Regions from separate parts of the Homo sapiens genome. Here region 1 is linked to region 2. A link is a loop called in an ENCODE intact Hi-C map of the cell type or tissue named here. Cell type or tissue: mammary epithelial cell. All regions are shown on one strand. Links, peaks and the distances in the headings refer to the core of each region. The heading gives the core; the rest is flanking DNA. Region 1 overlaps DENND10 (DENN domain containing 10). Region 2 overlaps GRK5 (G protein-coupled receptor kinase 5).

Region 1 (10,938 bases), core at 1,517-9,516, 310 kb after region 2:
TTCAAGAGCAGCTTGGCCAACGTGGCAAAACTCCAGCTCTACTAAAAATACAAAAATTAGCCACGGTAGCTGTAATCTCAGCTACTCGGGAGGCTGAGGCAGGAGAATCGCTTGAACCTGGGGAGGTAGAGGTTGCAATGAGCCAAGATCATGACATTGTACTCCAGCCTGGGTGACAGAGTGAGACTCTGTCTCAAAAAAAAAAAAAAAAAAAATCATAAGAAAAAATATATTTACTGTTTATTAAGTGAAGGTGAGTCATCAGTTTCAGTGAGGATCAAAGTCTTCATCCTCGTCATCTTCATATTGAGTAGGCTGCGGAGGAGGAAGAGGGATTGGTCTTGCTGTCTCAGGGGTGACTGAGGGGGAAACAGTATATAAGTGGACCTGCATTGTTCAAACCTGCATTATTCAAGGGTTAATTGTAATGATATTTATATTTAATTCTATCCCTCAAATCTCTTGGTGCAGTTTTGGGTTCTGTTTTTCTTAACAATATTTCATAAGCCTTTTTTTCTGGGGCATAAAAAGAAATCTTTTAAAATTACTTAGAGAAATTTTAAATACTCCAAAATGTTCTATAACTACGCCCTCTCCAGTGGAACTTTCTGCAGTGATGGAAATGTTCTATAATAGATTGGTGCTGTCCAATTATGGTAGCCATGAGCTACGTGTGCTACTGAGCACTTCAGGAGAGGCTGGTGTGACTAGGGAACTGAATTGTAAATTAAGTTAAATTTTAAATTAGGTACTCTTGTGTGCTTAGTGGCTATTGGACAGCCCAGTTCTATAGATAATTTATAATATAATTTATGATGAGTCAGGCTGCTTGGACTCAGATTCCAGCTTCTCCATGACCTTGGTCAACTTGCTTAGTTTTCTTATCTGTTAAAGAGAGCTGAAGATAATGGCATCTCTGCAAAGGGTTGTTGCTTAGTAGGTAGCAAGGACATTTTTTTTTTTTTAAGTCAGAAAGCCAATTTTTTTAATTTCCAAAGCTCTGCCATAAATTGCTAGCAGATGTCAAAGACATTACTGATGCTAGCAGATATTAGCAATTTTTTTTTTTTGAGACGGAGTCTCGTTCTGTCACCCAGGCTGGAGTGCAGTGGCGCAATCTCGGCTCACTGCAAGCTCCACCTCTCGGGTTCATGCCATTCTCCTGCCTCAGCCTCCTGAGTAGCTGGGACTACAGGCGCCCGCCACCACACCCAGCTAATTTTTTGTATTTTTTAGTAGAAATGGGGTTTCACCATGTTAGCCAGGATGGTCTCGATCTCCTGACCTCGTGATCCGCCCGCCTCGGCCTCCCAAAGTGCTGGTATTACAGGCGTGAGCCACCACGCCCGGCTGATACTAGCAGTTTCTTGGCTAAACATTTCAAATGTTCATTTCTGTCACTATAAATATATATGTCCTCAAAAGCATTTATATTTATGGAATGATCTTGTTCAGAACCCACGTTTTATAGGTTTAGGTTGTAGGATCATTCATTCAAGCAACTTTGCCAGCACAACGTAGAAGTTTCAGATTATTTTAGATAGTTATGCCTATTACTATGCTATGGGCGAGGGGTTGGGGAGCGAGGCAGCATCTCAGAATAAAATTTCAGGCCAGGCACGGTGGCTCATGTCTGTAATTCCAACACTTTGGGAGACCAACGTGGGAAGATTGCTTGAGGCCAGGAGTTCCAGACCAGCCTGGGGAATGTAGTGAGACCTCGTCTCTACATAAAATGTTCTAAAAATTAGGTCGGGTGCTGTGGCTCATGCCTGTAATCCCAGCACTCTGGGAAGCCCAAGTGGGAGGATCACTTGAGCCCCGGCGTTCAAGACCAGCCAGGACAACATAGCAAGACCTCGTCTCTGCTAAAAATAAAAATTTGGCTGGGCACAGTGGGTCATGCCTGTAATCCCAGCACTTTGGGAGGCCGAGGTGGGAGGATCACTTGAGCTCAGGGTTCGAGACCAGTCTGAACCTCATCTCTCTTCTGAAAAAAATTGTTTAAAAAGAAAAAATAATAATTAGCCAGGCATGGTGGTATGTGCCTGTAGTCCTAGCTACTCAGGCAGCTGAGGTAGGAAGATCACCTGAGCATGGGAGGTCAAGGCTACAATGGGGTCACAGAGTGAGACCCTGTCTCGAAAAAAAAAAAATTAGTAGGGTGAAGCGGCACACACCTGCAGTCCCAGCTACTCAGAAGGCTGTGGTGAGAGGATCACTTGAGCCCAGGAGGGAGAGGGAAGAGTTCATCCCCAGTGGAGGATGGGAAGGGCTGAATGGGCACGTGAGGCTGCAAGGAACAGGCAGGATGCTGGGGGCCAGGTGGCAGGGCCTGCACAGCCAGGCCAAGGAGCAGGGCAGCAGGTAAGTCATGCAAGGTTGGAAGGGGCAGAACTCCCAGAGGCCAGAGTGGAGGCAGGAAAGGGAGTCAGTCTCACGCGTGACCTCAGATGCCAAGACTTGCTTGCTGGACTTTGGAAATATCCTGTTGGGGCCGGGCGTGGTGGCTCATGCCTGTAATCCCAGCACTTTGGGAGGCCGAGGCGGGCGGATCACGAGGTCAGGAGATTGAGACCATCCTGGCTAACACAGTGAAACCCCGTCTCTACTAAAAATACAAAAAAATTAGCCAGGCATGGTGGCAGGCGCCTGTAATCCCAGCTACTCGAGAGGCTGAGGCAGGAGAATGGTGTGAACCCTGGAGGCAGAGCTTGCGGTGAGCCGAGATCGCGCCACTGCACTCCAGTCTGGGCGACAGAGCAAGACTCCATATCAAAAAAAAAAAAAAAAAAAAAAATTCAAAACATTAGCTGGACGTGGTGGCGGGTGCCTGTAGTCCCAGCTACTCGGGAGGTTGAGGCAGGAGAATGGCGTGAACCCCAGAGGCGGAGCTTGCAGTGAGCCGAGGTCGCGCCACTGCACTCCAGCCTGGGTGACAGAGTGAGACTCCATCTCATTTAAAAAAAAAAAAAAAAAAGACACAAAATATCCTGTTGGCTCAAGGAGGGCATGGAGGTGCTTAGATGAGATAAGGAGTTATTACTAATTTTGTTAGGTGTGACAATGACATAGTAGTTTTGTAACTACTGTCATTACTATATCAAGTACTATATCAATAATGATAAGGTCTTTATCATTTGGAACTTGTAGGTGACATGACATGAGAATTGCCTTAAAATACTCAAGGAAAAAAATCCTACTGCTGGGTGTGGGAGGTGCTTGATGAAATGAGATCTGCAAATTGTTAATAGTGATTCCTGAGTGAGCACATGTGAGTTCATTACATTCCTTCTACATTTGTTTTTTGTTTGTTTGTGTGTTTGAGACAGGGTTTCTCACTCTGTTGCCCAGGCTGGAGGGCAGTGGTATGATCATGGCTTACTGCAGCCTTGACTCCCAGGCTCAAGTGATCCTCTGACCTCAGCCCCCCAAGTAGCTGGGACTACAGGAACGTACTACCACACCTGGCTAATTTTTTATTTTTTGTAGAGATAGGGTCCCACTATATTGCCCAGGCTGATTGCAAACTCCCCACCTCAAGCAATCCTCCTGATCTCGGCTCACTGTAACCTCCACCTCCCAGGTTCAAGTGATTCTCGTGCCTCAGCCACTGGAGTAGCTGGGATTACAGGTGTGTGCCACCACACCCAGCTAATTTTTGTATTTTTTGTACCATGTTAGCCGGGCTAGTCTTGAACTCCTGGCCTCAAGTGATCTACCTGCCTCAGCCTCCCTAAGTGTTGGGATTACAGGCATGAGCCATTGTGCCCAGCCATCTTAAAACTTTTTAATGGAAACTTTCAATTATAAACAAATGTAGAGATAAGTAAATAACAATAATGGGCCAAGGATGGTGGTGCGCGCCTGTAATCCCAATCCCAGCTACTCGGGTGGCTGAGGCATGAGAATGACTTGAACTTGGAGGGTGGAGGTTGCAGTGACCTGAGATGGTGCCACTGCACTCCAGCCTGCGCAACAGAGCAAGACTCTGTCTCAAAAAAAAAAAAAAAAAAAAAGTTTAAGAAGTTTCTTTACTGCTTGGGTGATTAAAAAAAAAAATAGGTTACATTTTCTGCTATAGATTAGACATTATTGAAAAAGATGGACTGTGAAATGGTTGCTTTCAGAAAATGATTTTTTTAACTTGGCTTCTAAGGCAAGAAAAACTATTAATAGAAACATTATGAATTTAACTATTTTTCAGATACAGTACTGTAGTCTTGAAGAGAAAATTCAGTCTCCAACAGAAGAAACAGAAATCTTTTATCACAGAGGGGTGTAGGCGTGAGTTTTAGGTGAATTTATGTGGTTCCTGCTTGAAAACCTTCCCCTCTCCAGGTTCGGTTTAGAGAACTTTGCCACAGGTCTTCTGGGGACCCCAGAGGTGTCTGTGCTGACAAGGCGACTTCAGATTCCATACTGAGATCGTTCCCAGGCTGGCGTCTCTGGGGTTTTTAAGGCTGGCTGGAGAAGACAGTGGGAGGGTGCCCCGTCTGACACCCCTGGGGTTGCTGAGGGAACGGTTGGAGTGGGGATCGGCCTGCGAAAGGATACTGTGAAATCACTAATTAACTAATAAACCTGTCTCAAGTTGAGGATTTGAAGAAAGAACACAGAGTCCACCGTGCCCAGGACACAGGTGTTAAATGGATAGGCCGTCTCAAGCGGAACACGTACCCCTGGGGCGCTGTTTACGCCCTCCAACCCCAAAAGCAATCTTGTTTCCTTACTCAGTGTCCTCCATTCTAGACAGCTACTTAAAACCTTTGCCGCCCTCCGCCCAGTGCCTCCTTTCTCCTCTCTGGCAAAGGACCCTGCCTCCTCCGCCAGGAAACAGGTCAGCAGTGGAGCCCCCCACACCCGCACCCACACCCATCCTTCCTCCGTGTAATGCCAGCGTCCTCCAGGCTCTGGGCCTCTCTCTGCTTCCTCAGGGCTGTGCTCTGTAGCCTCTGTCTGCCAGGTCCTTCCCAGAAGTATGTAAACTACTTGTCGGCCAGGCGCGGTGGCTCACGCCTGTAATCCCAGCACTTTGGGAGGCTGAGGCCAGTGGATCGCCTGAGGTCAGTGGATCGCCTGAGGTCAGTGGATCACCTGAGGTCAGGAGTTCGAGACCAGCCTGGCCAACATGGTAAAACCCCGTGTCTACTAAAAATATAAAAATCAGCCAGGCGTGGTGTTGCGCACCTGTAGTCCAAGCCACTCAGGAGGCTGAGGCAGGAGAATCACTTGAACCCTGGTGGCGGAGGTTGCAGTGAGCTGACGTCATGCCATTGCACTCCAGCCTAGGCAATAGAACGACTGTGTCTCAAAAAGAAATAAACTGCTTGTCACCTGCCTCATTAGAGACAGGATCTTGCTGTCACCCAGGTTGGAGTGCACTGGCACAATCAGCTCACTGCAGCCTTGAACTCCTGGGCTCAATGAGGACCCACCTGCCTCAGCCTCCTGAGTGGCTGGGACTACAGGCGCCTGTCACCACGCCTGGCTGTAGCCAGACACTTTAAAAGAGTTGTCCGCCCTCACTGTCTCCACCCCACCTCCCGTTCTGCTAAGATTTCTCTCATCCGTGACCCACCTGAATGTGGCACTGCCACACTGCTGGGCACTCAGGCTGGTCACTGAGCTGCTTACTTGGCTGTACTTTGCCATTTGGATGTCCCAGACACCTCAAACTCAACCCATCCGAACCTGAGATCAGCTCTCCCTCCCAGTCTCAGGAATTGACACCACCACCTCCCCAGGTGCACCAGACAGGATCACTGGAGGCGCCCTCTCCCCACCTTACCAGCCTATGCAGTAGACAGGGCCCAGTACATGGAGTCTGGAACCCACATATGCCCACTGCTACCACCCAGCGCAGTCCAACAGCATCCCCTGCTGGCACTGCCTGGCCCATCTCCTGCCTACTCCCTCCGGTCCACGTTCCAGCCTGCTCTTCTAAACCACACCTGCTGAACAACTGTTTTTTTTTCTTTTGAGACGGAGTCTCACTCTGTCACCCAGGCTGGAGTGTAGAGTGCAGTGGCGCGATCTTGGCTCACTGCAACCTCCACCTCCTGGGTTCAAGTGATTCTTGTGCCTCAGCCTCCTGAGTAGCTGGGACTACAGGCATGTACCAGCCACCACGTCCAGCTAATTTTTGTTTTGCTTTTTTTAAGTAGAGATGGGGTTTCACCATGTTGGCCAGGCTGTCATCTCCTGTCCCCGCGATCCACCCACCTTGGCCTCTTTAAGTGCTGGGATTACAGGCCTGAGCACCGCACCGGGCCTGAAAAGCCTTAAATGGCTTCCCAGTGCGTCAAGATCAAGCCCACCTTCCTCACCACAGCAAGCCTTTCCCATACTCGTATCCTGCCACTCCCTCCCCTCCCTGTAGACCCTCCAGGTCCTCACATGGGCTGTGGTCTCTTCTCAGGGCCTTCACACAGCTGTTTCCTCTGGTCTGAGTAGATGTCTACTTAATGCTTCAGGCCTGACTTTGACATTGATCACTCCCTCTGGGAGGCCTTCCAGGATTGACAGCACTGAACTGGGTCCCCATCTATGTGCTCCAATACCACTCTGTTTCACACATCACGCCTAGCACTAGCCACACTACAGCAGCCTGTTTGCTGACCCTATTCCCCAAGCGGACTGTGCGCAGCACCGCGAGAGCGGGAGCTGCTGCCCATCAGGGTAGTTCAAAATACAACACAGGCATGGCACAGAGTAGGTACCTCAACATTTGAGTACTGGACTAATGCTTCCAACACACCCTACCCCACATTACCAAAGAATTTATCTGTGGTTTTGTTTCCCCAAGGCCAGTATGATGGTTCATTTCCAAATTTGGTGAGGAAAGTTTCATAACAGCCTAAAAGGACAAAATCAGTAAATGGCTCAGTTTGACCATAGGCTGACACTAACCAAAATTAAAGTTAGAGAACAAGATGGGCAACAGCTGCAGGTGGAGGTTTAACCGCTAACAGATGACAGAAATGTGAAGGCATCTTCCAAGGACAGGAGACTGAAGTTACAGAGGCAGCTCCAGGAAGGCGAGTGGAGGAGGGCTAGGGCGGGAGGAAAGGGTGTGTGGGGGACGGCTTGAACTTTTTTTTTTTTTTTTTTTTGAAACCAAGTCTCGCTCTTTTGTCCAGGCTGGAGTGCAATGGTGCAGTCTCGGCTCACTGCAACCTCCGCCTCCCTGGTTCGAGCAATTCTCCTGCCTCAGCCTCCCAAATAGCAAGTAGCTGGGATTACGGGCATGTGCCACCACACCCAGCTAATTTTTGTACTTTTAGTAGAGATGGGGTTTTACCACGTTGGCCAGGCTAGTCTCAAACTCCTGATCTCAGGTGATCCGCCCACCTCGGCCTCCCAAAGTGCTGGCATTACAGGCATGAGCCACCGCGCCCTTGGCCGTCTTGAACTTTCAGACAGGTCTTTTAATAATTCCCTAGCGCCCTCACAGTTGAAAAAAGGTATTTTTTCCCCATTTTCTTTGGAATGAGCAGTATTAGAGAAAGAGGGGACAATTCGTCACCCACCTAAAAGTAGTTGAATATCAAAATATATCAATTTTATTTCTGCATCATAAATTTATAATTTTAACAACTTTGATCATTAGCTAATATAGTAATACAAAAAAATGAGAAAAAAGATGTTAATATTCCTCATTTCCATAAAGTGCAGATTTAATTTTCAATTATTTGCCTTAGTAAACATTGTCTTATTTCAGGTACTCCCTGCCCTCACTCAAAAAAAAGGGAGGGTGTTTAATTTTTATTGAACAAATATGTAATACCAAGAAAAAGATGAAAGACCCAATAATGTTTTTTGCAAACATGTTTCCAGGTAAGATTTCCAAGGACATCAGTACTGAGTGAAAAATAATCCTTTACAGTCAATATGAATGAATACACTAACAAGTACATCATTTAGATCTCCATGCTTATTTGGCAATTCCAGTTATGAAAAAGGTACATAAATAGTACAAACAATTGGCTTGACATGTGGCCAAACTACTTTCATCGAAGTTGCTGGAAGCCTTTCTCTGGTTTTGGCCCCTGTAGGAAGTTAATCTCATATTCCCTTAGCAATAATATAAGGTCACTGTTTCAGTCCTACACACTTTTATATTCAATGGGCTTCTTAGTTTATCACATAAGGACTGGCACTTTTTTCAAAAGAATATTGCTAACAGGGTTAAATGAGTGCTAATGGCTGAACGTTTGCCAAATGCTTACTTCTGCGATAGTATAAATATGGATTATTAAAGTTGTCTACTCAAGTATAAAATATATGCAAAACTCTCATAGGCAAAATGTTCAAAGGCCGGGAAAAACCTTTTTTTTTTTTTTTTTTTTTTAACTTTTACGAGAAAGTGCAACTGCAGGGTCTCTTGAATGATCTTCTAGACAGTTCCGCAGAAAATTAGCAGTTTGGCTCAGAAAGTAGAGTTCCTCAGGAGGAATTAAAGTTCTTCCTAGAAGAATACAAAGCAACGTTTCAGGCAGCTTTCTGAAAATAAACCATTAGCTTATGCCTACACAGCGAGACAAACTGGAACGTGTAATAATGAAGGCTTTCACATTTGTTGTGATGTGCTTTTTTTCTCTTACCCCAGGACCTCTAGCTGTTCTGTAATGTTACATAAAGTAGTTATAGCACTTCGTCCAGCACTGACAGCAGGCAGGAAGCTAATCAGCGAGGAGAAAATCGGAAGTGTGTTCATGTGTTTCATTGTTTTTCAGGTCAAATCTCAATACTTGCAAATAAATCATTAAAAAGATATAACAGTTTCTCTGTTATTTTCAGGACTTCATGTAGTGAGTGGGTAATCAGAGTGAAAGAGGGCTTTCTATCAGTCATCAGTGATACGTTCTGTCACACAGTCAGATTTTCAGCATTTGTTCGGCTGCTGCTAGATGATAAAGGAAGTTTTCTGTTGCTGGTGGAAATCGTTTTTGCTTTAGCGCCTCCAAATTAAGGACTCTCTTTTCTCCATCAGCCGAAACTTCTGAAAACGGTGCTAGGTTGGTAAAGATTTCTCTTGTTTTTAGAGCAATATCCTTTAATAGAACAGGAAAATATATGCAACATGTTAGTATCCGAAATTTGAATATTTAGTCTCTAGAATTCTTCCTATTTTTTCCAGACTGTTTATAAACTATGAAAAATGAGCTTGGCGTGGTGGCTCATGCCTGTAATCCCAGCACTTTGGGAGACCGTGGCAGGAGAATGTCTTGAGTCAGGAGTTAGAGAATGCAGTGAGCCATGATTGCACCACTGCACTCCAGCCTGGGCAACCCTGTCTCAAAAACGAACAACAAAAAAGATAACTCCTTTTTTTGTTGTTGTTTTCGAGACAGGGTCTCGCTCTGTTACCCAGGTTGCAGTGCAGTGGTTCAATCATGGCTCACTGCAGCCTCGACCTCCCAGGCTCAAGTGATCTACCCACCTCAGCCTCCTGAGTAGCTGGGACTACAGGCATGCGCCACCACACCCAGCTAATTTTTAAATACTTTTTGTAGAGATGGGGTTTCACCATGTTGCCCAGGCTGGTCTCAAACTCCTGGGCTCAAGCAATCTGCCCACCTTGGCTTCCCAAACTGCTGGGATTATAGATCTGAGCCACTGCATCTGGCCTGATAATTCTTTTTAAAGAAAAAATTAGGAAAAATGAAACAAAATTAACTTAGAAAAATCATAGTGTGTGGTTTTGGTTTTTTTTTTTTTTTTTTTTTTTTTACAATTTTAGTCATTTTCTGAGTGTATAATTCAGTGGCATTAAGTACATTTGCAGCGTTGCACAACCATCACCACTATTTCCAGCACGTTTCACCATCACAAACAGAAACTCTACCCATTACACAATAACCCCATTTCCCCTCGCTTAGCCCCTGGGAACCTCTATTCTGCCGTCTAACTCTGTGAATTTGTCTGCTCTAGATAGCTCATATAAGTGGAATCATACAACATTTACCCTTTAGTGTCTGGCTTATTTCATTAGCATGGTTTCAAGGTTCATCCATGCTATAGCATGTATCAGAATTCTATTCCTTTTCTCCCCCCCAACAAAAGCCACATTCAAAACATTCCATTCCTTTTTAAGCTGAGTAATATTCTACTGTATATAAAGACTACATTTTGCTTGCCCATTCATCTGCTGAAGGACACTGGGTTGCTTCTGCCACGTTTTGGCTACTGTGAGTAACACTGCTATGGATATTTCCATACGAGTACAGTCATGCACCACATAATGACGTTTTGGTCAACCAGGGACCACATTTACAATGGTAGTCCCATAAGATGATAATGCTATATTTTTACAGTATCGTTTCTTTTCTTTTTCTTTTTTTTTTTTTTTTTTTTTTTTGAGACAGTTTTGCTCTTGTTGCCCAGGCTGGAGTGCAATGGCACAATCTCGGCTCGCTGCAACCCCCGCCTCCCGGGTTGAAGCGATTCTCCTGCCTCGGCTTCCCAAGTCGCTGGGATTAACAGGCGCCCACCACCACACCCGGCTAATTTTTGTATTTTTAGTAGAGATGGGTTTCACCATGTTGGCCAGGCTGGTCTTGAACTCCTGACCTCAGGTGATCCGCCCGCCTCGGCCTCCCAAAGTGCTGGGATTACATGCATGAGCCACCGGGCCTGGCCGAGTCCCTGCTTTCAATTATTTTGGGTATATACCCAGAAACAGCATTGCTAAATCATATGGTAACTTGATGTTTAACTTTTTGAGAAATGCTGCTATTGTTTTTTTGAAGGAATCTCTTCCCAAAAGTCCTCTTCTGCCTGGGATAAGTAACCCGGCACCTGCCACGCAGGCTTTATTCCTTTTGGGTGGCTGAGGACTCACTAAAGCACTCATTAAAATCATGTCTTCTGGCCAGGCATGGTGGCTCACGCCTGTAATCTCAGCACTTTGGGAGGCCGAGGCAGGTGGATCAT
Region 2 (10,938 bases), core at 1,860-9,859:
GGCTCAGCATGGGCTCCGCCATGCCAGGAAGGTTCTAGCAATGGTCTCAGGGCTCGGCACTTTCTGGGACTCTCCCCTCCAGTCTGCTCTGGTCTCCAGCTCAAGGCTCAAGGCCATGCTGTCCCCAGCAAAGCAAACCATGGGCCCAAGTGCACGTGGACGGAAGCAGGGGTGCGGGCAGGGGTGTCCAGTTGCAGAGCTGCGACCCTTCTCTAGTTCCCAAAGCCCGGGGTGCACGCCACCGTGGAACTCAGCGGACTTTTAGCTGGAAGCAAGACCACATCATTCACATGCTCAGCGCAGAATGAAAACGCAGGGTCCATGTTCCACATTTAGAATTTTAAGATGGCAACAGAGGGCACTGAGCCAGGTGTGGGGACCCAGGGTGCCCTAGGGGGTGCCAGGTCAAGCTCACGAAGCTGGCCCTGGGTGGCTTGCAGAGGAATGTTAAGAAATGAGCGTATTTTAAAAATCTGTAATGGAACAGAAAGTTACCTGGCACACCCAAACCCCTCTTTCATGGCTATTATTTCCTTGGAAAGGTTTCCTTTTAAAATACATTGATTTTTATTTTAAAAAAAGAGTCAATGGAAGTGAAAAAGATGATGTCACTCACAGTGCTCGTGGTTTAGGAATGTGGCAGCAGCCCCGACAGTGGTGTGGGGATGGGATGACTGTGGGGGGCTGGCATGGATGACTGTGGGGGGCTGGCAGGGACGACGGTGGGGGGCTGGCAGGGACGATGGTGGGGGGCTGGCAGGGATGACTGTGGGGGGCTGGCAGGGACGACTGGGGGGGCTGGCAGGGAAGACTGTGGGGGGCTGGCAGGGAAGACTGTGGGGGGCGGGATGACTGTGGGGGGCTGGCAGGGATGACTGGGGGTTGGCGTGCAGCCTGGGGAGGGCCAGTGGGGAAAAGGCAAAGTCCCCAGCTCACAGCGGCTTCGCACTCCAGGGCCTGCAACCTTTGCTGACCTGAGGCCTCGGATGCCAGGAACAGAGGCCCTGGGCCACAGGGTACACGGCTGAGGCAGGAGGGCACCGGTGGGCTGCTCTGTGCACCTTGTCAGGCTGTGCGCTTTGCGGGGCTCTGCTACCTCATCCTCCTAATGCCCTGATTCGAAGTGGCCAGGGTCACTCCCAGGGTGACCAACTGTCCCTGTCTCCCCAGGACACAGGACTTTCAGTGCTAAAAGCAGGACAGTCCCAGGCAAAGCAGGACAGTTGGTCGCTCTGACCCTCAGAGCCGCCTCCTTCCACATGCTGCTTCCAGGGCCTGGAGCGCTTTTCTCCAGCCATGCCTGGGTGCACGCACGGAGGCCCCGCTACTCTCCCATCTTCCCGGAGGCTGCCTGTTCTCTTCTCTTGTGACTCGTATTTCTACTTCTATTTAAGGGGTTTTGCTGACACCCCTGCTCCTCTTCAGACTGGAAACAACCAACTGTTTTGTGTGCCATGGGATCTCCCTTGGGGCCTGGCACGGGACCTGGAGTGTGCTGGAAGGTAGAGGAATAGCTCCAATGCGATGACTAATCTCAGCCCGTCACCATAGCAATAGGTAGCCCAGAGGCCACAAGGATGGCCACCCGGGTTCCAAACCTTTGCCACACCCCCAGTCTGGATGCCCACATCCTCTCCAATTTCGGACATCAGCCCAATGGCACAACCGTGATGTTCATGCACTCAACACTATGTGGTTTCCTGGAACACCAAGGAGTGGCCACTCCCAAAGCCCTTGGCACTAAAAACAAACAACAAACAACACACTCCTTGCATGTGGCACTTCCCATAATAGTGACTCTCAACCCTGGCTCTACGCTAGAATCAGCTGGGGAGGTTTCAAAACTCCTGAAGCCCGAGTCTTACCCCAGACTCCCTGGGGACTGCATCCAAGGCGAGTGTTGTTCATGCTCCCCAGGCGGTTCGCCAGGCAGCCAGGGTCGAGAGCAATGCTGTGATTACCATCCTCCCCCTGCCTGCTCAAGCTCATCTGCAGATTGAGTTTGCAGCATTCAGTGACTTTCACTTTTTATTTTTTGAGATGCAGTCTCGCTCCGTCGCCCAGGCTGGAGTGCAGTGGTACAATCTCAGCTCACTGCAACCTCTGCCTCCTGGGTTCAAGTGATTCTCCTGCCTCAGCCTCCCAGGTAGCTGGGATTATAGGTGTGTGCCCCCAAGCCTGGTTAATTTTGTATTTTAGTAGAGATGGGGTTTCACCACGTTGGTCAGGCTGGTCTCGAACTCCTAACCCGACTGCCTCAGCCTTCCCAAGTGCTGGGATTATAGGCATGAGCCACCGTGCCCGGCCTACTCTTTATATTCTCAGTGGCCCCCGTGTTTCTCCAAAAAGCATTCCCTGATTACCCATCACACTGATGCCATCCCTGGCCAGACGGGGTCTGTGGTGTGGTTGCCATGGACACTGATCCGCACCTAGCAGCTTCCCAAGCCACCTTCTGTCCCAGAGGACCAGGGAATCCCCATGTATAGGGGGTGCCAGAGTTCCAAGGACGGTCCCCACCTGCCTCCACTCAGGGCGGTACTGGTAAGTGATAACCACTGGTTCTGGGAGAGGGGGACGCAGAGGCCCTGATTTGTAGCATTTGCAAATTGCTGCTGTGCAGATGCTACCACCAGATCTACTGTAAGCTACCGACGCAAAGCCATTGGACACGGAATTGGGAAGAGAGGTGCACATGAGCTCTCTGGAGATGCAGTCATTCGCCTGCAGCACACTGCTGCTCCCACGGCCTCCATAGTCCCCGGCCCAGTCCCCCTGCCAGCAAGGGGTCATCCGCGGGAGCGTGGCAGGAGCCGAAGCACAGCAGGCCTTCCTGGCTTCTGACTCCCTGACTTTAAACAGAGCAGGCCCCGGAATCACAGCACGTATCCCGCACAGATCACCCAGCCTCTGCCTGGTCTGCATCTCTTGGGCCTCTGATCCAGCTGAGAGCTCATGATTTATAGACCATGTAGGGGACTTTCAAGGACAATTCTACCTCAGCTGGAATCTTGCCTCACACACCGACTGGGGGACCTGGGGACCTCCTGGGAAGATGCAACTCCCTGCAATGTGAGCTGCTGGGGGAGGGGCCTCTTATGTTTCTGCCTGGCCCAGAACCTGGCGTCAACAGTAGTGCTCGATGCATGCATGCTGGTCAAGATGAACTGAATGTAGTGGCCGTCAATGCTCTTGAAAGCATTCCCCATTCAGTTCTCATTTCACCCTCAAATCTCCCAGGCAGGTGGGAGGCATGAGTGTTACTGGTTTCACTGGACAGGGAGGAAACTGACGCTTAGAAGGAATCTGTCCAGGACCCCCAGACCTGGGAAAGTGCCCAAGTCTCTGGACAGCCAATGTGGGCTCCCTGGCCCACGCCTCTTCTGCACTGCCTGGCGTGAAGTTCATCTGCAGCTTAGGTGAGGAGTGGCCGGGAGGGGACCCTGGTCCCCACAAAGACACGATGTGCCCCACACTCTGCACCAGCTCACTGTGAGGCAGCACTCGGGGGCAGCCCTGGGTACCCTGTGAAGGGAGCTGCTGGGGGCTGGGGGAGGCTACTCACGTCTGGAACGAAGGGAGGGTCCAACATCCCGGCTTCTAAGCGCTTGAAGTTCATGTTCCTGAAGAAGGGGTGTCTCTTGACCTCTGCAGCCCCCTCCTCCTGGCAGCCCAGCCTCTGCTTCGCATCTTTCGTGAGCAGCTGAAACAGAGAGCCCCATGAAGCCACGTCCCCTGGGCCTCTCCTCCTGTCCGGACCTCCTGCCTCCACAGTGTCTGCACCATGCCTAGGAACCCAAGACACGCTGCCCCACCCTGCAAAGGTCTTGCTTCAGGGCTGCCTCTGAGTCTTGGCGTGCATCTGTGCTCACACACTCACAGCCTGGCTAGATGCCTGATGGGACAGGAGAGCAGGAATCTTGTTTCTCTCAGGATTACAGACCTCGTTCCTGGGTTATGGTGGGCACTCATTAATGGGTGTCGAGTCACTGTCACCTCTTCTGTGTAGGGTAAGCAACAAAAGGCAAGGACTGCATCAATAGCTCTGTCTCGTGCACATACTCAGCTAATTTGCAGAGTTGTACCTCCTGGGTGCAAGCCCCTTCCTGACAGAGAAGGCACCACCGAGGCACTTGGCCTCTAGGAGTGCTCAGACTCATGGGGGGCTAATCATGCTCAGAGGACGCATCAAGGTGATACAGATCGGGCACCCCGGGGGCAGGGGGCATGACTGGCTGCCAGCTGGAGGTCAGGGAGCTGCACGGGGAAGAGGTATTTAAGTTGAGTCTTGCAGGACAAATAGGCTTTCAAGGTGTGGGTAGGGGGAGGGGTATACAGGTAGAGGGAACTGCACCAGCAAAGCAGAGTGGCAGGACGTGCAGGGTGAGTCTGGGGAACACCCAAAACACGTTTGACTTAGAAAGCGGGAGGAGGGTGCAGAGATGGGTCAAGGGGAGGGGGCTGGTCAGGGAGAGATGATAGAGGATCCTGAAGGCCAGGTCAGGTGGCGGGATTTTCATCTGGAGGTAGAAGGAGCCAGGGATGGTTGAGGTAGGAGAGTGTCTTCATCAGAACCACGAGGCAGGAAGGTTACTAGGAGAGGAAGAGTCTTTGGGAGCAGACACCCAGGTGAGACGGGATGAGGCTATGAATGAGGCCAGAGGGCTAGACCTGCGCAGGGGGCCTTGACTAGCCATGGCCAGCCACACGACCACAGGGCCCCGGCCCCTGACCTGCACTCCCAGTGCCCCAGCCTCGTGATTCTCTCTTCTCCTCTGCCTTACTGAGCGCTGCAGCTGTACGCAGTTGGTGTCTACTAAGTGTCTGCTTTGAGGCTAAAATCCAGAGGAGCAGACTGCTTGGGGTAGGGGCCCAGCCTTGTCTTTTCCCAATGCCCTGTGCGCTTTGCTCATATTCATCCCATGTACACTTCCTGCTGGTCCTTGTGGGGCAGGCACTGCACCGGCTGGGGACGCCGGGGAGAGTGAGCAGCCAGACTGGCCTCTTGGGGCTCAGGGTCTGGAGGGGGCTGCCCCCCAAACAAAGGAATCGAAGGTGGCATCAGGGCCAGCACCAGGTTCCACCCTTGAAAGGACAAAGCAGAGCACTCAGTCGCTCAGTGTTGCCCCTTAACGCCCCCACGGACCACCAGGCTGGCGGCTCAGGGTCTGGCACTCATGCCTCTGCTTCTCTCTCTGGGGGCTTCACTGTTCAACAAAGGCTCAAGGCACTGGGTTGGGCTGGGCCCAGGTGCTGCACTGTTCTAAGCAGTCCCTCAGAGGCAAGTCTCCTTCTGCAGGGGCTGCAGCAGCTGGCCAGGAAGGTGGCACAAACGAGGATGAGAAAGGCGAGGGGTGGGCTGGGTGGGCCGGGCCGGGCTATGTGTCAGCTCCTGCCAGGTGGGACGGCAGCCAGGGCCTGGGGCTTCTGCTTTTCAAGAGAAGCCAGAAAATCCAGGTTATTACATGAAATCTCCTCATTTCTAAATCTTGGCAATGAACCTACCATTTACTTCTTTTGAAAAACCGTGTGCAGGTTGAACACCCGCCTATATGCTGCCATTTGAAACCCTGGCATCCAGTCAACAGTTTGCAGCCACATCGTCAGGTAAAGAGTTTGCAATCATGCTATCAGGTGGACACCAGGAGAAGTGAGAGGAAGAGAAGGTGTGAGCTGGGATGGGTGGGGCAGGCAGAGCGGGCTTCCTGGAGGAGGGGTACAGATGGGCTGGAAGGACAAGTGAGACCAAGACGGCTGAAAGGCAAGAGGGAGCTGGAGGGGGGCTAAGGCCCAGTGCTGGGACTGAGCAGGGGTTTGGGGAAGATGGAGGCTGAGGTCTGGGCCCATGGACTGGGCTCAGGAGACAAAGTGGTGAGATGTGTGAATTTCTGGGCTCCAGAGGAGGGGGAGTGGGTTCTGCGGCTGCTAAGGTAGAATGGGGGACAGACCTGGGGGCCAGAGACTGGCTTCCTCACTGATTGTGGAGGGACCCTCTTAGGCAGGCAGGGCTGGAGCCACCAGAGCCTAGAAATAGCCCTGTGAACCCAGGACCTGCGAGGTCTCCTGGCAAGTCAGGCTCTGCAGTGTCCTGAGCTGCCACCAGCTGGAGGGGACAAGGTAGGCCTAGATGCCGGAGATGCTGCAGTCAAGGGCGTGAAGGAGGCCTAAGACTAGACTCCCAAGACCAAAGATCATTTGTAAGGGAAGCCGCAGCAAGGCCAGAGGCTTCCAGAGGACAGTGGTTTTGTACCCACGGGACAGGTCCTCCGGGAGCAGCAGGCTTTCTCTCAGTGTCCACCAGGGGGCAGCAGAGGGACAGCAGCACCCTGGTCCAGGCTGCAGCAGGAGATCCCAGCTCCAAAGCCAGGGGCCAAGGTGGGTGTCTGGGGTCTGGGGGTGGGACTGGGGCCCTCTCCGCCTCGTCATCCTCTTAGTACGTCCCATATCCCTGCTGAGATCTCTCAAGACCTGCTTCTCTGATTGCCTGGCCCTGACCTGGGACATTTGGTGATGCTCTGCCCACGGCTGTCTGACCCCTTCTTCTTTCCCTTGTCTCGTTTTGTCGCACCTGACAGATATCTCCCAATGAGACAGCCAAGTATGGCTCACACCCACATTTCCATTTACCCGACCAGTGCTGCACTGCTCCTCCGGTCCCCCCACCCTAGCCCTGGCTGCGATGACCATGTGGCTTTCTCTGAGGCCCCAGCTGCATGGCGGGCCAACAGCTGTGGGGTTAGAGTGTGGGTCTGCTGTACACACAGGACTTCTTCCCACAGCTCTGTGATGTGAGGATGAGGTTGGTGACAGGAAGGGGCCAAGCAGAGGTGTCTGGCTGCAGGAGAGGGGCCTCTGGGGTGAGGAGCCGAGCCAGACCCTCCTGGGGCCGCTTGCGGCGCAGATCTCAGGTCTTCCTGAGCAGAAGCATTGCGACTTTTAATCAACTCCCAGGACTGCTGCTTCCTAAACTCCGGGAGTTGCCTGGGTTGTCAATGCACACGCTGAATCTGCCCCAAAAGTGCCTGCAGATGTAGAGGGGTGGGAAGTGTGGCTCCCCCCTCCCAGGCTCGGTTTGCCCATCTGTGGCTCCGGGTACATGGGATACGGGGTACATCTGTGGCTCCAGGGAGAGGAGAGGAAGTCTGTGGGCTGGCAATTGTGGAGCTGGGTGCTCCGGCCCCTCCTGTCCCTATGAGGCTGGCATTAGAGGGCAGCTGCTTGCAGTGGGGGTGCCAGCACAGCTGTGCTGGGGACCATAAGGAGGAGGGCCCCAAGGGGGCATGGGCTGGACTTGGGGGCTGAGAGCCAGGCAGCAGCAGGAAGTGGCCATCTCCCCACAAAGCCAGCCACTAGTCCTGGTTCCCAGGGAAGGGCCTGAGGGCCGGCATGGGGCGGCCCAGTGGCAGGGGTGCACGGGCGGACTCCACTCCCATATCCCCCACTTCCAATGGCTCCTGTCACTCCTTATCTGGCTTCCAGTCCCCCCATCTGGCCCCACCCACCCAGCTTTTGGGTGGGTCTGACCTCACTATCCCTAGACCCTGTCATGCAGGAGCCAGGCTGGCGTGACCAGCAGTCCATCTAGTGGTGGAAAACTTTGTTATAAGATGTTCAAAGACTGAAATCGTCGCCCCCACCCCCTGTAGCCCTTCGTCTTAAACCAACACCTTAGGATCCAGAGGTGGAGGGAGCAGGAGGCCCACGGGCAGGGGCCGGGGCTTGGCCCAAGGTTGCTTTGTGTCTGGGGCACCAGCTCAGACCATCTCTTCTCCGCCCTGTGTGGACCCCCCCACAGGCTGGATGTGAGGGTGTTCCACACTGTTCCCCTCACCCCTCTTCCCTTGGTTCCTGGGTGTCCCTGCCCCACCCAGGCTTTCTCCTGGAAGTCTCCGCTGACCACCCCAGTCCACAGCAAGGAGTGCCCTCAACTCTAGCTTGGTGGGCTGCAACCCCCACCCCCATGCTCAGACCCCTGTCCCTTCAGCCTGTTTGCTGTTCTGGGGACAGACTGGGGCCAGGCCCAGGGAGGGGAGCCACCAGCTTGAGGGTGGCATCTGGCCACCAGGAGCTCACCATCTTGCAGATGGACTTGGCCTCCTCGGAGAACTTGTGGGAGTACACCTCCTCCGTCTCCAGGACCCGGCGGTCCACCTCCTCCCGCTTCACCTTCTCCTTGCGGCCGCGGAACGGCGACTGGCCCTCGATCATCTCATAGATGAGGCAGCCAAGGCCCCAGTAGTCGGGGCTCAGGCCGTACCTCTGGTTGTTCAGGACCTCTGGAGCTGGGGGCAGAGGAGAGGAGAGAGGAGTGAGGAGGAGGGAGACAGCTGGTGGCGCTGCTCACAGAAGGCCTGGAGTTTCATGGCCGCCACCAACTCTTACCCCACCAACTGCTGTGAATACCACCCCCTCCAGGGAGCTTGCCCTGATGACTCTCCTCTGTGCCCCCGAAGGACTTTGACTGTAGCTTTAGAACTCTGACCACCGTGGATGGAGGTGTCCTGCACTCTTGATGTCCCCTCGCCTAGAACATGAGCTACTTTATTCACTACCGTAACAATATGACACCTGGCACAGAACAGGTGCTATCAGTATATTTGTTTCAATGAATAAAGGTGTATCTACCCAAATTAAAGATGATCTTAAATTTATCTGTAATTCAAACAATCTCTTGCTATGTCTTCTGTACCACTTTGATAAACCGAATTACAGATTTACCATAGAAATACAGAAAAGATAGTTCTGCAGCATCAGCACGTATGTCTGGAGGGAAATGCATCCACACATGTGCTGGTTTGCACACAAGAGCCGGGGCAGACAGATGCATGGAACACTCTGCAAAAGGAGACCCAGGCAAATGCACACACAGGTAGGCAGATCTATCATCCACCCATCCATCATCCATCATCCATCCAACCATCCATCCACCCGCCCACCCGCCTACCTATCAATCATCGATCAGCATTCATGTGGGCACACACACACTCACATACACACAGACACACACTCCACAGGTTGCCAAATGTCATGCAATCTGAAAAGGACCCTCTAGCACCAGAGACAAGGCACACCTCCTGTGCAGCTGCTGTCAGTACCAGCCTGACTAGAGGGCGGCAGCGTGCCTGCTCCCCGGGCACGCGCCTCTCAGGGGAAGGAGGGTAGGTGTGTGAAATGCACAGGAGGAAGCCCAGGGCGTGCCCCCAATTGGACGGGGGATTCTAGGGCACAGGACTTAACTCTGGGTCTCTTCCCTGCAACCCCCAGGACGCTGGTCTCAGAGCAGACTGAGGAAAGGTGGCAGGAGCCCAAGGCTGCTCTCTACTGGAATCATGCTTGGTGACACAGCAGCTGTGCGCGCCTCTCATTTGCGGGCTCTTGTGAATTACCTCCTTCCTCTCAAAGGCCTCTCCTCCCAGACCCCTGCTTCAATGTGGCCTCCCCTAGCAGCGCTGTATGCCAGGCCCCGACCCCTAAGAGTGGCTTGGCTTTGGACACAGGTGGGGCTGGGGGCCTGGGAGTGCAGAGAGCTCAGAGCAGTCATCACATCTGGGGCCCCTGTGCTCCCCCTCCCCCTGGCTAAGGCCGCCCCCCAGCAGCCCTGCAGAGACTGTGACTCTGTGTGTGATCAGCAGTGCATGAAGAGGCGAGAGGCTCTGCGGGCAGGCTCTGGGGGCTCGGCCGGCGGTGAGCAGGTGGTGGGTCTCAAGGTGCATTGACACAGGCAGCCCAGCACTCACCCATGTAGCCAACAGTGCCCACCCGGCCGCGGATCAGGTCTCCCTCGGGGATCTTCACAGCCAAGCCCAGGTCTGAGATCCTAATGTGGCCTGAGGGGGACAGCAGGGTCAGTGGGTCCCTGGGACAGCCGCATGGGCACCCGGCCTTGCTGTGTGCCCTTGGGCAAGGCATACGAGCTCTCGGCATTCTCATCTGTCCAAGGACAACAGGGACCCCAATCTGCCATCTCAGAGTGACCACAAGAGCCTTGGGAGAGTGCAGGTGTGGGAGGACACAGGAAAATGCCCACTCTTCAGGAGTGGAACATAAAGATGCAATAGGATGCCTGGACCCGGCTGGACGTTGACCGACCTGCCTAGTCAAAGGCTGAATGGGCTTCCTGGAACGCTGAGGTCAGAGAATCTTGGCTTGGTTCTGGGATTACTTCATGGGAAAAATGTGAGGTTCTTCTGGCATTATGCAACAATTTGCTTAAGGGGAAAAAATTATAAAACGATTTGGGAAGCAGCTCCCCGGCCTGCCTTGTTGGTCTCTGGAGATTGGTTGTTTTTCACTTTAGAGAAACGAGAAGGGAAAACATCTGGTCTGACCTGGCAGAGCCTGGAGATGAATCCCAGCTCACAGCCCAGGACTGAGCCCCCAGAGCGGGAGACGCTGAGCTGAGGCTCCACTTTGGTCTTTGTCCCTCCCACAGCCCACCTGGGCAGGGTCGCGGCCACAACTTACCCCACAGGAAGGAACACGTCCCCTTCCCTTCCCTGCCTATGGACACCAGGGCCCCACCCCCATCCCTCCAGCCTAGATGTCAGCAAGGGCCAGTGTCGAGACCCCGCCAGGCTGGAGCCGTGTGGACTCCCTGGCTCGGTGGGGGCTGACAGTCAGGATAGCAGAGGAGCAGCGTGGGCTTGGTTCTTAGACCAAGGGAGGCACCGGGCACATCCAGAGAGGGGCGGCAGGCCTGGGCCCTCCGACCGCCCCTCCACAGGGCAGTATCCCATGCAGACCTCTCTTCAGGTCATCAGCGACCCGGTTTCTCCCCTCCCTCTACTGGGGGCTGCCAGGTTCTGGGGCCTGGTGGGAGGAGACCCAGTTTCTGCCCTCAGCTCCCCACTGATGCTGCTGGGTGACTTTGGCAGGATGGCTCCCCTGAGGCTCAGTTTTGTCATCTGTTAAATGGGCACAGAGATGCTGCCTTGCCCT

What was found. A loop is a pair of places that touch in the nucleus more often than their neighbours do. Peaks named below come from ENCODE experiments on the same cell type or tissue, not always from the same donor. Only the 100,000 strongest peaks of a DNase experiment are listed, where the experiment ranks them.
Region 1: a loop joins it to region 2, with 19 times the contacts of the local background. A loop is called at or near these places in 6 of 110 quality-filtered maps.

Annotation. Positions count from the first base shown.
Region 1 is chr10:119,134,589-119,145,526 of GRCh38, reverse strand. It overlaps DENND10 (DENN domain containing 10), which reads right to left. Exons shown (of 9, transcript NM_207009.4): 9 at 7,543-9,056. The coding sequence ends at 8,880. SFXN4 (sideroflexin 4) reads left to right here. Exons shown (of 14, transcript NM_213649.2): 14 at 4,208-4,760. The coding sequence ends at 4,285. Among named protein-coding and RNA genes, the nearest start is that of SFXN4, 26 kb to the left of the region's middle. RefSeq lists an enhancer at 2,579-3,080. In mammary epithelial cell, for the core only: a CTCF peak has its summit at 5,877 (motif pointing left); no DNase peak of the experiment used is centred there.
Region 2 is chr10:119,440,888-119,451,825 of GRCh38, reverse strand. GRK5 (G protein-coupled receptor kinase 5) reads right to left here. Exons shown (of 16, transcript NM_005308.3): 11 at 9,738-9,827; 12 at 8,074-8,282; 13 at 3,566-3,703. Among named protein-coding and RNA genes, the nearest start is that of MIR4681, 68 kb to the right of the region's middle. RefSeq lists enhancers at 770-1,269, 6,957-7,747. In mammary epithelial cell, for the core only: a CTCF peak has its summit at 6,297 (motif pointing right); no DNase peak of the experiment used is centred there.